Linked DNA regions of Homo sapiens: region 2 is linked to region 1. The links are chromatin loops, found by intact Hi-C in ENCODE. Cell type or tissue: K562. All regions are shown on one strand. Each heading gives the region's core, and the rest is flanking DNA. Links, peaks and the distances in the headings are about the cores only.

Region 1 (2,924 bases), core at 270-2,769:
CCCCTGTACCTCCATTTCCAGTTCTTGCACGAACGACTTCGATATTACCCTGGCCTAATGGGTGACCTGCAGGATTTATCCCAGATGTCTGGATTAATGGTGTTCTGGCCACCTGGAGGAGTCACAAGAGTCAGTCCTCCTCTCTGCCTTGGTCTGAAAGGTGTGGCTGAAGACACAGTATAATTGTCAAATCTATAGATGGCCAGAATAGCTGATGTGAAAGCTAACAGAATCAAAATTTATAAGAATTTAAAGCAGACTGAAGCACAAAATCAAACCAACAATATAGACATTGAGAACTAGATATAGGTTCAGAAAACATCACTCACAAGTACAGTTTTGGAGTAATCTGGTTTGCCAAAATTTCAATTTGAATACACAGGTTTATAAAAATGACTGCATTAAAATAAGCATTTTTAAATCCTACTCTGCATTGATTCAGACTGTAACTGGGAAACAATTTTCAATTCTGGCCACCACAGTTTAAGAAAACTTATAATTCTGGTAAGTATATTCACAGCGAGATGACCAGTACTAATTCATTCATTCAACAAGTATTTGAGCATTTACTTTGTGCTGGGCACTGTCATGCTGATGGGGGTATAGCAGCAAGGAAAACGACTAAGGCCCTGCCTCATGGTACTTATATTCTAGAAGGAATACAGAAAATGAACAAATAAAAATATAATATGTTAGGGCCCAGGAAGTTCAATGAAGAAAAATAAAGCCAGGTAAAGTAATAGAAGAGAAGGGAAGGGCTTTTGGGAGGAAGTGGCCAAAGCAGACCTCTCCAAACAGATGACATTTGAACAAAGACCTGAACGATGTAAGGCAGGGTTCAGCAAACTATGAACAGTGGGCCAAATTTGACTGCACACCTGTTTTTGTGTGGCTCGAGAGCTAAGAATGGTTTTTATATTTTTAAAATAGTTAACAAAAAAATTTTTTAGAGAATAATACTTTTTGACATGGGAAAATTATATGCAATTCAAATTTCAGCATCCAAAAATAAAGTTTTATTGGGACACATCCGCACTCATTTATTTACTTATTCTCCATGGCTGCTCTTGCATTATCACAGCAGATTTGAGACCATATGGCCCACAAAGCCTAAAATATTTACCATCTGGCTCTTTATGCAAAATGATTGTTGACCCCTGATATAAGGGAGCAAGCCCTACCATTATCTAAGGGGAAAACGCCCTGGAATAGATAATGGCAAGAGTAAAGGCCCTGAGTCAGGCCTGTGGTTGGCTTGTGATCAACGAACTGGAAGGAAGCCAGTGTGGCTGGATGGCAGGGAGAGAGGGTGAGACTAGTAGGAAATGGCAGGAAGTGAAATCAGAAAGGGAACTTCAGACCAGATCTGCTTGGGGTAAGGATTTTGACTTAAGTGACACAGAAAGCCATTTAAGGGGTTTGAAAAAGGAATGACATAGTGTGACAGCTGGCTGGAACATGGCTGGATGGGGAAAAAAATACATCTATTTTCTCTAAGCATCAGCTGCAATTTAACATTTCAGTCATAAATATAGACAACAAAACACAATTGTATTTAGCAGTACCTGTGACTTTGTCACCAATGAATATCACTTTTTTTTTTTTTTTGAGATGGAGTCTTGCTCTATCGCCCAGGCTGGAGTGCAGTGGCGTGATCTCAGCTCACTGCAACCTCTGCCTCCTGGGTTCAAGCGATTCTTATGCCTCAGCCTCCAGAATAGCTGGGATTACAGGCGCCCGCCACTACGCCCGCCTAATTTTTTTGTATTTTTAGTAGAGACGGGGTTTTACCATGTTGGACAGGCTGGTCTCAAACTCCTGACCTTAAGGGAACTGCCTGCTTCGGCCTCCCAAAGTGTTGGGATTACAGGCGTGAGCCTCTGCACACTTTTTTATAGATAATGATTATTGTAATTATCTTAAAATATCATTTATGAATAGATCTATTCAGAAATTATTAGACCTTGTACTATAGCTTGTTATTAAATGAATTAATAAAGAAGTATGTATGTGTATTCAGAGTGAACAGGCAACCTACAGAATGGGAGAAAATTTTTGCAATCTACCATCTGACAAAGAGCTAATATCCAGAATCTACAAAGAACTTAAACAAATTTACAAGAAGAAAACAAACAACCCCATCAAAAAGTGGGCAAAGGGTATGAACAGACACTTCTCAAAAGAAGACATTTATGCAGCCAACAGACACATGGAAAAATGCTCATCATCACTGGTCATCAGAGAAATGCAAATCAAAACCACAATGAGATACCATCTCATGCCAGTTAGAATGGCGATCATTAAAAAGTCAGGAAACAACAGATGCTGGAGAGGATGTGGAGAAATAGGAACACTTTTACACTGTTTGTGGGAGTATAAATTAGTTCAACCATTGTGGAAGACAGTGTGGCAATTCCTGAAGGATCTAGAACTACAAATACCATTTGACCCAGCAATCCCATTACTGGGATTGGTATAGGTATACCTGTACCTATACCTATACCAATACCTATACCAATACCTATACCTATAGGTATAGGTATATACCTATAGGATTATAAATCATGCTACTATAAAGACACATGCACACGTATGTTTATTGCGGCACTATTCACAATAGCAAAAACTTGGAACTAACCCAAATGTCCATCAATGATAGGCTGGATTAAGAAAAATGTGGCACATATACACCATGGAATACTATGCAGCTATAAAAAAGGACGAGTTCATGTCCTTTGCAGGGACATGGATGAAGCTGGAAACCATCATTCCCAGCAAACTATCACAAAGACAGAAAACCAAACGTTGCATGTTCTCACTCATAGGTGGGAACTGAACAATAAGAACACTTGGACACAGGGTGGGGAACATCACACACTGGGGCCTGTTGGGGGATGGGGGGCTGGGGGAGGGACAGCATTAGG
Region 2 (2,924 bases), core at 117-2,616, 70 kb before region 1:
TATCAGTTTAATGGCACTTTACAATTTGTATAAACCTATCACTTTGCAACTTCTGCTAATAATCACCCAAGCAATACATAAGAAATTATACGCAAGCTTTGCATAAAAGGATAAGAAGATTCTGAGATTATTAAACACATTTTTAAATGACATTCAGTAAAGAAATTAAATCCCTTACTCTTCCTTGTTGGTTAGAACACTCCACACAGCTGACTTGGATGTTTCCATGCTTAGCACCAGGAATGATCTGTACACATTCAAAGTCATTTGCCAAAATAACAATATCACAGCCTGATCCATATGCCTAAAAAAAAAAAAAAAAAAAAGTTTTACAATACATAAGATATGTAACTTTTGAAATCTTATTACATACTATTTTATCTTAGATTTTATTGCCATTATAAAGTATACCTTGGGACATTTTACAAAATAGTTAATATAATATCAATTTCTAAATAAGAACATTAAAAGTCACATTAAAAAATAAACTGATGACACTCCATGCATTATCATTCAACAACTGTTACTAATAGGAAAAGGGTTCTTCCAGTTCTTAGAACAGCCACTGTTCCTGCAGGTCATAAGTCATTCTGTTTAGACTTTCTCTCCAAAGTTCATCTCAGTAAACCCTAAAGTATAAAAGCTCCATCTAAAAATACTAAGCCACTGAAGACTGTAACTGTGTTCCCAGGGTTCAAACCAGGCTTAAGAAATATCAAGATAGAAATCAGGCATGCATTTTCCAACACAATTCCACATGCCTTAAAGAGCTAGTTAAATAAACATGAACAACAAAGGCAGAATTACATGCACTAAGGCAATGGCTAAACTTAAATGCATCAAGACTCAAATGAATCCACAACGCAGCCTGCCTCCAACATCCACCATCCATCCCCAACATCATCAGGCCTGAGGGAGAAAGGAAACCAACCCAAAGTTGTTTTACCAAAGGTAAAAAAGTCAAATAAAATAGAAAATGAATGAATTTATATAGAATATTGGGCAAATACCACTATATGATCTTGAAAATAGACTACAACACAGAATTAAATTGTTGGGAAAATTCCCATGTCCAACTCTAATGAGTAAAACCACACATTTCTTCCTATTGCAACACTTCTTGCTGTATGCTATTCCTGTTTTGCAACTTTGTGAATTTTATGACCTAAGGGTCAGAGAGTTGGGACATATTTCTTTTTCTTCCAAACTACTTATGATTAAATATTCAAAACAACCTAACAACCCAATTCTCAAAAGAAAAGCTCCATTAAAAGCAAGATAAACATAAAACTTATGAAATGGTATTTTTCCGCACTGTTTCCACACCCTTAAGCAGTGTGGTTACGACCTACAAAATAGAGATATCCAATAGCCAGGGCTGACATGTGATGACATCTGAATCAGTGACCCATGCCCTGAAGGGATCCATATAAGGCTGCTAATGAAAGAGGGAAATGAAGATAAAGACCAGACAGGAAGACATTAATTCTACTAAAACTTCCAATGTTACCAAAATCCTGCCATAACCACTATATAAAACATCTTCAACCCATGTGTTTATAAAAATCAAAAAGTTCACCAAAAGAAAAGCAAAGACAGAATTTCAAGCAAGAAAAATATGGAGAAAATCACTCACAGGAGGAAATGATCACTTACATTCTTATAGACAAGGCAGACTTGGTTATACCATGAATTCAGGAAAGCCAAACTGAAGGGGAATATTGAGTATATGCAGAAGAAATGTTTGGATCACCATGCTAATTTTTAAAGTATAGTATTAAAATAACAAAAATCATCTTACTCTTGAGGAACAATTTCAAAATTTCCAACGTGCCTTATATCATTATCTCAGCAAAGTGGATTCATGGAAAAAGCAGACTTTATCTAGTTTGAAATCACACACACAGTTTTCAGTTTTGGTTATGCCATGCTGTGCTATCTTAAGAAAGTTATTTAAGTTCCCTAAGCATTTCCTCATGGTAAAATGAAGCAAATAATACTTGTCTCTTAGGATACTTGTGAAAATTAAAATGGAAAATTTACACAGTCATTTAAGAAACAGAACAGTGCACCAAGTCTCAAGTCTGGGCTAGGGACTGAGAACACTAAAGTGCAAGACATGGTCCCAGTTACTCTAATGGGGAGATGACTAGGTAAATTACTAATTACAACTAAATGACAAACTGCCATGACAGAGACAGTCATAAAATAGTAGAAGACAGAAGAAGTACTCAACAAGTGTTGGATCACTCTCTCTTTATCTTTGCAACAAACCTGGAGGGTAGATACTATCACTGTATAAAGAAAAATTCAAGTGCATTAATTTGCCCAAGATTACTGTTACTAAATGCAAAGTGTTCAAACTCAGGTCCTTACAATTCTTACATTCTTTTCCCTACATTATATATCAAAAAGACATAAAATATTCCAGATAAATATTAGTACACTTTGTTTCTCTAAAGATGTGCCATCCCTAGCAACTAGTGCTACTTAAGATAAATTCACTCTTACGGCTCAGTCACTGAAAAGGCTTTTTACTCTTCCCTAGATAACCATAATTGCCTGATGTTTTCCAGAGAATGTGTACTATACTCCATTTTTCTGATCCGGCAATAGTTCAAATTGGATGCATCAAAATCACCTAGGAAACCTGTTAGAAACACAGACTGCTCAGTCCCACACCAGACTAAATTAAAATCTACATGGATAAAATAATTTGGCAATATCTATCAAAATCTTAAGTACAATATACCTTTTGATCAAATATTCCCTATTTTACCCTATAAGTATATATACAAAAGTTTGCCAAAATATATGTAGGACATTCAGAGCCTCAGTATTTATAGTAGCAAAAACTAAATATAATCATACCACTCATCAGTGAGGAGTAGTTAAATAAATTACTGAATTACACTGGAATACTA

What was found. Peaks named below come from ENCODE experiments on the same cell type or tissue, not always from the same donor. Only the 100,000 strongest peaks of a DNase experiment are listed, where the experiment ranks them.
Region 2: it touches region 1 in a loop (7-fold over the local background); 2 of 110 quality-filtered maps call a loop at or near these places.

What each region holds. Positions count from the first base shown.
Region 1 is chr15:51,646,135-51,649,058 of GRCh38, forward strand. All of the region lies in intron 2 of LOC105370816 (a long non-coding RNA gene), which reads right to left. Among named protein-coding and RNA genes, the nearest start is that of DMXL2, 25 kb to the left of the region's middle. In K562, for the core only: no CTCF peak of the experiment used is centred there; a DNase peak (open chromatin) is centred at 1,227.
Region 2 is chr15:51,575,878-51,578,801 of GRCh38, forward strand. It overlaps DMXL2 (Dmx like 2), which reads right to left. Exons shown (of 44, transcript NM_001378457.1): 2 at 179-304. Among named protein-coding and RNA genes, the nearest start is that of DMXL2, 45 kb to the right of the region's middle. In K562, for the core only: no CTCF peak of the experiment used is centred there; a DNase peak (open chromatin) is centred at 1,394.